2 separate regions of the Homo sapiens genome follow, and region 2 is linked to region 1. Evidence: read pairs that join two places in POLR2A ChIA-PET (ENCODE). Cell type or tissue: A673. All regions are shown on one strand.

Region 1 (5,000 bases):
ATTAAAGGTGTGTCCCTAAACAGTGGCTCTGGTGACAAAAAGTGAAACAACTGTCTTCACAGCTGCTGGGGAAAGTTATCAGCTACTCCCTGCCCCACATTAGTGAGAGGCCCTCCTGTTGGTACCCATAGCACGAGGCCCTGGATCACCTCTACACATCTTTCTTGTCGTACATTTGTTGAGAACCCAGAGTCCGCAGAGTGCAAGGCACTGTGTGTCAGCCACAGTGAGGCCCTGGCACTGGGGGACGGGCTGTCTAAACACAGCTCTGACAAACACAATGACATGCAATGGCCCCAAAGCCACAGACAAACCTGAAGCGCTTTAGTGATTCAGGGAGAGAGAAAACTCCGCCAGGGGCAGGCAGGGAAGTTGCACACAGGAGGGAGGAGGTGAACTGACCTTGCGGAATGACAGGATTTGAACAGGTTTAGAGGGAAGGGAGAGCACTCCCAAGAGGCAAAATGGTAGCAGGAGGCAAAGAGACAAGATGAATTCTAAATGTGGGTGTAGAAAGGTCCTTGGCCAGGAAGCCAGTCAGCTCTGGGCTGCAAATATGCACGTCGATGGGGGCCAGACAGGTGACAGAAATGGAGCAGGCTGAGGGGCTATACAGTAGAGTGAGGAGTGCAGCAAACTGGAGAAAACATGGCCTGAGGGAAAGCAGCAGGGAACACGCCATTCCCACCTCCTGTCACCTTCTAGGAATATGTGCTCAGTGCTGCTGGATTTTCTACGTTTTCAGGAATAACTGAAAATAGAGTTTTTTAATGTAAAAAAATTCCAATTTTTAAAGCTGTCCGTCAACTTCTTAAAATATTGTGTAGGATAAACAAAACCCATTGGCCCATAGGCTGCCGGTTCCCCTTGTCCTGCAGAGACTGTCACACTGAAGGCTCCATGGCTCCAGAACAAGACAGGGGAATGACAGAAGGAAGAGATGGCCCCACTGCGGAGCCCGGGATAACAGGGAGGAGGCAGGAGGCTGTGGGAATGTCATGTATCAGGTGCGAAGCAACAGGGCTTGAAGATGATCCTGGCAAAAATAAGATTTTAAAATAGTGATAATAGGGAGGAATAAACAGATGGAGTTTGGAGATGAACTGGATGAGGGATCGGGGGAAAGAAAAGGTAAAGATAAGATCCAGGTTCTGAGGCTGAGAGGTTTTGGAGAAGGACAGTAATGACGGGAGCACACCGGGGCTCTGAAGACACCTCACAAACCAACACACAGTGTAGGCTTGGCCATCACCAGCCCCCTTGCCCCAACTTGCAAGCAGCAGTGGGACTCCGCATTGCCACTGCACTGGGAAGCGCTGCAGAACCTGGCGCTGGGCATGCCACGGATGAAGCTCAGAACAGGCTCAGGTACCAGGATGCAGAAATGCAAGCAAAGCAGGGTCCTGAAACACAGCTGGCCCGCAGTGACAACACACACACACACACAAATATATACACAAACATACACAAATATATACACAGACATACACACACATGAATACACACAATCCACACCACTCATACACACACATGCACACACACATACACAAACATATACACATACACACAGATGAATACACTCCACACCATTCATACACTCACATCCACACACACACACACACAAATATATACACAAACATACACACACATGAATATAAACACTCCACACTACTCACTCACATGCATGCACACACAAATATATATACAAACATACACACACGAATACACACACTCCACACTACTCATACGCTCACATGCACACACACACACACAAATACATACACAAACATACACTCCATGTGAATACACACATGGATGAATACACAAACATGAATACACACACTCCACACCACTCACATGCATACACACACACAAATATATACACAAACATACACACAGATGAATACACACACTCCACACCATTCATACACTCACATCCACACACACAAACACATACACAAACATACACACACATGAATACACCCATTCCACACCACTCATACACTCACATGCACACATACACACATACACAAATAAACACACAGATATATACACACACTTCTAACTAGCCAGAAAGTTTACACTGTCAGCCCTGTCTGATGTCACATTAGCTTTTAAAAAATATAAACGTTCACCCCTGCCCACAGCAGTGAAGGGAGCAGGCAGGAATGTTCAAGCTAAAACCTCACCTGAAGATGGATCATGGTCTCCAAGCTCTAGGAGACATAGCTTGGCAGCTTCCTGGAAATGACTGTGGCTAACAGCTCTCATCCGTCTCCATTTCAAAATAGGGATGGCAACGTAACACGGGATTAAACTCCTGTGCAAATTGTGGCAGCTGATGGAGAAACGTGGGGTGGCAGGGGTGGGGAGTGGCAAATGTCAGCTTATTATGGCCTGTTCAAACACTCATCTGAACAATAGCCACAATTTCTTATAGCTCATCTTTCTATAGGCCTATGGGAGCAAACTGGCATAGGAAGCGTATAAAAAGAACTGAATCCTTGGGACTATGTGAGCTGTCTATGAAAACATTTACATCTCATGTTTTCATTGTAATGACAATCCAAAATAATTCCTGTAAGCAAGCACAGTCTAAGAATAGTCTGGACAGCCGTGCTATAACCACGCTGTGCCGGGCTGCTCTGTGTTTACACATTGGCATCAAGCAGAATTATGTTAATTGTTGTGGCTAATGAGAAAAAAGCCACAGGGTAGATTTAATATATAAATGACTCATTCACGCCAAGTGAAGCCAAACGCTATCACTCAAAGGACACTGAGAGACGGCAATCTGTACCTAATTCCAGTGACAAAAGGAGTGAAGCCAGCCATCACAGCAAAGGGATGTTGTGCATTTGAGTTTCATTAGCTGGTACTTTATGTTTAATTTGCAATTTGGATGTGATTTTTATAACCATAGCATAAGGAATTTATACCCAGTTTTAAGTGGTATGTATTTAAATAATATAACATTAAATATTTAAATCAGCCCTGGAATCTGCAAAAAAAAATGTTCCCACTTAACAAGGGGCCCAACCTACCCTATGACACATCACTATATAATGTCAGAACACTGGGGATAAAGGGAGGATCCTGGAAGCTTTCAGAAGAAAACCAGGCCACACATGGAAGATAGAGAATTAATGTCAGTGGGTTTCCCTATAGCAACAGAGCATGGAAGCCAACAGCAAATATTCCAGAAACCCGAGAGGAAACCATTTCCACCCTCAAGGCCTACATCCTCCCTGCTATGGTTTGGATGTGGTTTGACCCCTCCGAAACTCAGGGTGAATTTGGTCCCCAGGGCAACAGTACTGAGTGAGAGGTAATGGGAACCTTCAGAGGTGATTAGGTCATGGGGGCACACCCTCATGCGTGCATTAACACTGTTCTCTAGAGACTGAGTTGGTTCTCATGAGGCGCTGGTTGTTATAAAGTGGATCAGCCCCCTTTGCCCCATCTCTTTTTTCAAGCGCTTGCCTGCCCTTCCAGTTTTCTGCCATGCTATTACACGGGATGAACGCTGTCACCAGAAGCCAACCAGATATGACCCCTCGACCTTGAACTTCCCAGGCCTTGAGGTTGGAAATTGGTTCCTCTTGGGATTCTGGAATCCCTGCTCTTGGCTTCCATTGGGAAGCCTGCTGACATTGATTATCTTCCTCCAGAACTAAAAGAAATAAATTTATTTTCTGTATACATTACCCAGTCTGTAGTCTTCTGTCACAGCAACAGAAAATGAACTAAGACATTCTCAGACTATCTATCAAGAGTAGAGAAAAAACCATAGACATTTTAAGACATATTAGGTCTTACATCTTCATGTATTTATCCTGTTTTGGGAAGGAGTGCTCCAGAAAAATAGAGAAATAAACTTTGATTTTCTTATATCCTCTACAGTTGTGGCTCATGAAGGCCAGAGGGCATGTCCCCAAATCCAGATTGAGGAAGGTACATGGGATGCCGGAGTGAAGAACGAAACAGATGGAGGCTTGACAAGCTGGGGAGCACGCAAGGCATGGAGATGAGCTTGCCTGATGCGAATCGAGGGCCCAGCCCCACCGGGCACCCATCTGCACAGGTGGCCAGGCCATTTAGAGTGGCTGGGGTAGGATGGCCTCACCTTGGGCCTTAGACAGAAGTAGCATGGGTAAACAAGCATATGCCTTTCCAGTGGGATCCTATATTACCAGTATTTCCCTAATACACATTTGTTTTTAAAGTTAAACCAATGGCTAAAGCTTGCTTAGAGCCAGAGAGCAAAGTCCTCCCAAAGCCCTTTTTAAAAACATCAAAATAGGCCGGGCACAGTGGCTCACACCTGTAATCCCAGCACTTTGGGAGATCGAGGCAGGCAGATCATGAGGTCTGGAGCTCAAGAACAGCCTGACCAACGTGTTGAAACCCTGTCTCTACTAAAAATACAAAAATTAGACGAGGATAGTGGCATGTGCCTGTAATCCCAGCTACTCAGGAGGCTGAGGCAGGAGAATCGCAGGAACTCGGGAGGCAGAGGTTTCAATGAGCCGAGATCATGCCATTGCACTCTAGCCCGGACAACAGAGCGAGACTCTGTCGCAAAAAAAAAACAAAAACAGAAACAAACAAAAAAAAACATCAAAATAGCCTGACTGAACCTGACTCCATTGACTCCATGGTGAAGTGAAGGAATGTTTTACATAATATTTACAGGAATCGCCTTTCTTGTCACCCAGGAGAGCAGGTCCTGACCTACCTATATCCTACGAAGGTTCACTTCTGGGGCACTGACGCAGATGCAAATGACAGCTGCGGCAGAGAGGAGAGCTCCCGGCAGGGACCATCCTCATGCCCCGTGTAGAACGCCTCCCTTTCCTCCTGCTCATGAAGACACATTCCAACACAAGTGAACAGGAGTGGCATTGTCTCACAAATCAACACTGTAAAACAAATACCAGTGCTCACACATGAAGATGCACATCACGGGTTACGTCAGATTATTCTAGAACTAGGCACAT
Region 2 (5,000 bases), 250 kb after region 1:
GATGTTCGGGGAGATCGCAATGTTTCGGGGGATCGCAATGTACGGGGAGACGGCGATGTTCGGGGGTACCGCGATGTTCGGGGGGACCGCGATGTTCGGGGAGACCGCGTTACTCGGGGGGACGGCGATGTTCGGGGGGGATCACGATGTTCGGAGGGATCGCGATGTTGGGGTAGAACGCGATGTTCGGGGGCATCGCGCCGGTGCTACCAGAAGCCTCCTGGCCTGCGGGGCAAGCAGCAGCCGCAGGAATCAGACCCGGCGGAAAGGAGCCGCGGAGGGGAACTGAGTGCCTTCAGCCGGGCATGTTCGGCGAGATCGCGATGTTCGGTGAGATGGCAATGTTCGGGGAGATCGCGATTTTCGGGGAGACCGCGATGTTCGGGGAGATCGCGTTGCTCGGAGAGAGGGCGATGTTCGGAGAGGCCGCGATGTTCGGGGAGACCACGATGTTCGGGGAGACAGCACCGGTCCTTCCAGAAACCTCCTGGCCTGAGGGGCAAGCAGCAGCCGCAGGAAGCGGACCCGGCGGAAAGGAGCCACCGAGGGGAACTGAGTGCCTTCAGCTGGGCATGTCTGGGGAGATCACGATGTTCGGGGAGATCGCGATGTTCGGGGAGACAGCGATGTTCGGGGGCACCGCGATGTTCGGGGAGACCGCGACGTTCGGAGGGACCGCGACGTTCGGGGAGACCGCGATGTTCGTTCAGGGAGATCGCGCCGGTCCTTCCAGAAGCCTCCCCTCCTCTGAAACCCGCTGCAGTCCACAACCTCCCAGGTTTGGCCCCCGCCCTGCTTAGGCTACATCCCCGAACTCACCGACCCATCCTGCCCGGGACCAGCCAGACAGCAGGTGCAGAAGCGGGAGGCACAGAAGGAACGCGGGGCTGGCGGCCGCTGCCATTGTAGACCTGGAGCTCCGTGGACAGGAGGCGCTGATGGTTCCCTTCGAGGCTCACACCACGGCTGTTTATAAAGCTGCCCAGCCCGGCCCGCCGCGCGCAGGGATACACTGGGCGGGATCCTAGGCATGCACTTTTTTGGGGATGCTCCACCCCGTCACGCCCCGGGCTCGTCATCTGACAGCGGCCTGGCTGACGCAACTCTCCCCTCCGACCCGCCCCCGCGGCTTGGTGGCGGCGTGCGCGGGCCCCGAGCGGGCCAGGACGCCGTTCCTTCCGTTCCTTCCATGGCCCCATCAAATAATTTTTCAACACAGCATTTATCATTACCCCAGTGTAAACACTGATGCACAGGAAGATGAAGAAACTTGCATAGGAATACTCAGTGGCGGCGGTGTCTCCCTGTCACCGCCTGCGCCAGCGACACCCGCCCTCCCTCCGCCTGCAGTCGCGAAGTCCCCGCCCCTCTCCGTCCAGGGCGCAGCCGCTTCCCCATTCCGGAGCGAACCTTTTTTGCCTCTCCACTAAAAGCATGAGGTGGTCTTTGAGTATATTCTATATCCCTTTATGACTTCTGGAAAAAAAAAAAAAGAAAAGAAAGAAAGCCCTAGAGGGCTACCGTGATCAATCATGATGTGATCAGTTGTGTTTCCATGGAGAGCAGAAGCCGAGGGAAGAGTCTACGCATGCGTGGGGCTCACTTTGCTACACACCCTTCTGTGTCTAACAACACCCAAATCCGTGGCTGTATCTGCACCTCGGCTCAGTCCCTGGATGGTCCCTGCAGCCATCCTCAAAAGGGACGCCCGAGTGCATCCTCCTCTGAGTCACCATGAAACCATCTAGATCTGCGGGTAGAAGCCAGAGGGAGGTGGAGGGCCCAGTGGCTCTTGGCCGCAAGGGAGGGCTTAGCCTGCAGTAAGGACTGGGCAGAGCCCCTGAGTCCCACTTTGCCCCCAGCCACTCAGCCCATTCCCCAATGAATGAGAAAAATAGGCACAGACCTCCCACTCCACACAGTCTTCATGTGGGGAGACCTTCACCTGGTGACCATCAATCACCAGGGTCCTGAGGCTGTGGGAAAGGGGAGGAGGCCTGGACCAAGCCCAGGGCCTGACTATGCTTCAGGACAGGGACATGGGATGGCAGCCATCTCTGTGACTGAGCAGGGACACAGGAGCCAAAAGGTTCTGGCCTGATGCACTAGAGCCTCTGTCCAGGAGGGGCTACATGAAGGGTGGTCGGCAGGACAACAGTCACACGGGGGTGGGCAGTTCTCAGATTTGGGAGGGGAATAGCTTGGTGGGCCCAGGGATCTGTGTGTGAGAAAAGCCTCCCATGTACAGGGCTGGGGGCAGGAGCTCAGGTTAGTCCTAGGAGGAGGCCACTGGGAAGTCCCTGGCAGCACCACCCCTGAGGCCGGGTGACCTGGGCCAGTGACTGCGGGAACAGGAGGAAGGCAGAAGGAGGCTGGCAGGAGAGCCCCAAGCAGGACAGCCAGGTGACAGGAGGAGGGGCCTGTGTGCACACCTGGGCCCTCCTGCCTCACCCCTGCTGCAGGCATCCGGCCACTAGACTCAGGCCTGCCCAGGATGGGCATAGAAGTGGCCCAAAGGTTATTGTAATGGCCGGGATCTAGAGATCATGCATTCAGATATGGAAGTCAGCTCATATTGTGGCTGAATATTCCTGTGCAAGCTTCTTCAGCTTTCTGGGTGTGGATGTCCGCATGTGGAAAATGACAGATGCTATGAACACAGATGAAATGAGCAGATTCTACAAAGAACCCTATCCTTGCACATGCTAAGGACCCAGGGCAGGTCTCCTATTTCAGTTGTGAGCCCTGCCACCCTCCCTGAAGTCAGCAAATGCCAGGCCCACCCTGAGGAGAGCTGGAGCTCTGAGCCCAGGCCATGGCCTCTTCATGGCCCTGAGTGTGCTGTGAGGGGGTGGAAATGAAAACAAGACCCACCATCAGGATTCAGACACGTTTTTCAGACCTACAAAGGATGATTTTTCTCTCCGTCAGCTGGTGAGCCTGACATGATTTAAGGGTGGTTGGAGGCTGAGTGAACCAGTGAATGAATGAGACAGTTGTGGGAGTGAATGGGGCTCAGAGGAAAAGCACAGGTTCAGAGGGGAGCTGGAGTGGAGGTTGTAACCCCCAGGGTCCTGAGGGTGGCAGCATCGAGGTTGTAGACCTCATGGCTGGCACAAGTTGGTAATACTTTTTTTGTCTTTTTTTTTTTTTTTCTTGAGACTGAGTCTTACTCTGTTGCCCAGGCTGGAGTGAAGTGGGATGATCTCAGTTCAGTGCAACCGCCTCCTCCAGGGTTGAAGCGATTCTTTTAACTCAGCCTCCCAAGTAGCTAGGATTACAGGGCCTGCCACTGTGCCCAACTAATTTTTGCAATTTTAGTAGAGACAGGTCTCACCATGTTGGCTAGGCTGGTCTTATAAACTCCTGGCCTCAGGTGATCCACCTGCCTCAGCCTCCCATAGTGCTGGGATTACAGGTGTGAGCCACTGAAACTGGCCAAGACTTGGAAATTTGTATGCCCACCTGGGTGTCCACAAAGATTTTCCAAGGAAGAGTAACTTGGTTTTCAACCAGTCTGGGGGTGCTTCAACAGGATAGAATCTTCTAGAAAAACATAGCATAATGATGGACAGCATAATGATAGACTTCAGCTGGTTTGACTGAGCCTAGAGTGCACCAGGGCCAAACGAATCTTGCCTTTTTTTTTTTTTTTTAGACAGAGTCTCTCACTGTCGCAGGGGCTGGTGTGCAGTTGTGCAATGTCGGCTCGCTGCAACCTCCGCCTCCCAGGTTCAAGAGATCCTCCTGCCTCAGCCTCCCCAGTAGCTAGGATTACAGGTGCCAGCCAACACACCCGGCTAATTTTTTTGTATTTTTAGTAGGGACGGGGTTTCATTATGTTGGCCAGGCTGGTCTTGAACTCCTGACTTCGTGATCTGCCCGCCTCAGACTCCCAAAGTGCTGGGATTACAGGCATGAGCCACAGTACCCAGCCGAAAATCTGTGCTTTAAACAAATAAGGAACGAGTCTGAAAGTGGGAATGGAAATGGGAAAAGATAAGGGGGCCAGGAGGAAAGAGAAGGAGAAGAGAAAGGTTGGGGTCTGAAAGGGAACAAGAATCCAGACATTTCTGGACCCATGGCCTGGAGTTGCAAGTGGGCGGGGTGGGGCCACTGGAGCTGTGACAGCCTTGAGGGCCGGGGTGACTCACACAGGGACCCTCTGCTTCCTCCAAGCATATCACACCCTGGGCTCCAGGTCTCCAGTGGCACAGGTGCTGGCGCAGAGTTGGGTGTTTGCCTCCAGCCTCTACTCCTGCTACCAGGCTGGTCCGGAGTGGGTCGGATCAGTGAGTTCCAGGCTGGACCCTAAGCAGGGGTCGTGGGCCAACATGGGAGATCTTGGACTGCAGGGGTGGGGGGTCAGGAGGAAGGGAGGCTTCTGGAAGTTTCTAAAGGTCTCCCTGGAATTTAATGTGGCATTGCTAGCTGGAGCCAGCTTGGCATGGGGAGAGAGATGTGGGACTGATGAAAAGCGTGCAGCCTGATTTAAAGCCAAACCCTGAGCCCTTTCCAAGAACAATAAAGCATATTGTAGTCGCTAAAAGAAACGAACGAACAAATAAAGTAGCCTTTCTTGGTAGATACCTTCCATTTTTAAGCTTTACATTTAACATTGCCTTTTGAAAATAGTGTATATTATTTGATATTTTAAAATCCAACCTGGGAGTTTCACTGATTTATGTGATGAGTTTAGCAATTCAGCTTTATTGTAATTATTACTGTTTAGGATTTAGCTATGCCATCTTTTTTGTTTGTTTGTTTTAAGATATGGGATCTCCCTCTGTTGCCCAGGCTGGAGTGCAATGGCGTGGTCATAGCTCACTGCAGCCTCTAACTCCTGGGCTCAGGCCATCTTACTGCCTCAGCCTCCGAGTAGCCAGGACTACAAGCATGCGCCACCCACTGGGCTAATTTTCTATATTTGTCTGTAGAGATGGGGTCTGCCTATATTGCCCAGGCTGGTCTTGAACTCCTGAGCTCAAGCGATCCTCCCA

What was found. Peaks named below come from ENCODE experiments on the same cell type or tissue, not always from the same donor. Only the 100,000 strongest peaks of a DNase experiment are listed, where the experiment ranks them.
Region 2: POLR2A ChIA-PET joins it to region 1 with 6 read pairs; 2 of 35 experiments call an interaction of 5 or more read pairs at or near these places.

What each region holds. Positions count from the first base shown.
Region 1 is chr6:150,206,465-150,211,464 of GRCh38, reverse strand. The region is part of intron 1 of PPP1R14C (protein phosphatase 1 regulatory inhibitor subunit 14C); the gene reads right to left. Among named protein-coding and RNA genes, the nearest start is that of PPP1R14C, 66 kb to the right of the region's middle. In A673, no CTCF peak of the experiment used is centred here; a DNase peak (open chromatin) is centred at 2,744.
Region 2 is chr6:149,959,954-149,964,953 of GRCh38, reverse strand. It overlaps ULBP1 (UL16 binding protein 1), which reads right to left and starts at 1,011. Exons shown (of 5, transcript NM_025218.4): 1 at 820-1,011. The coding sequence starts at 904. RefSeq lists an enhancer at 136-675. In A673, CTCF peaks have their summits at 722, 927 and 3,069; DNase peaks (open chromatin) are centred at 1,053, 1,573 and 3,083; H3K4me3 peaks cover 1,664 bases; H3K27ac peaks cover 991 bases; H3K27me3 peaks cover 809 bases.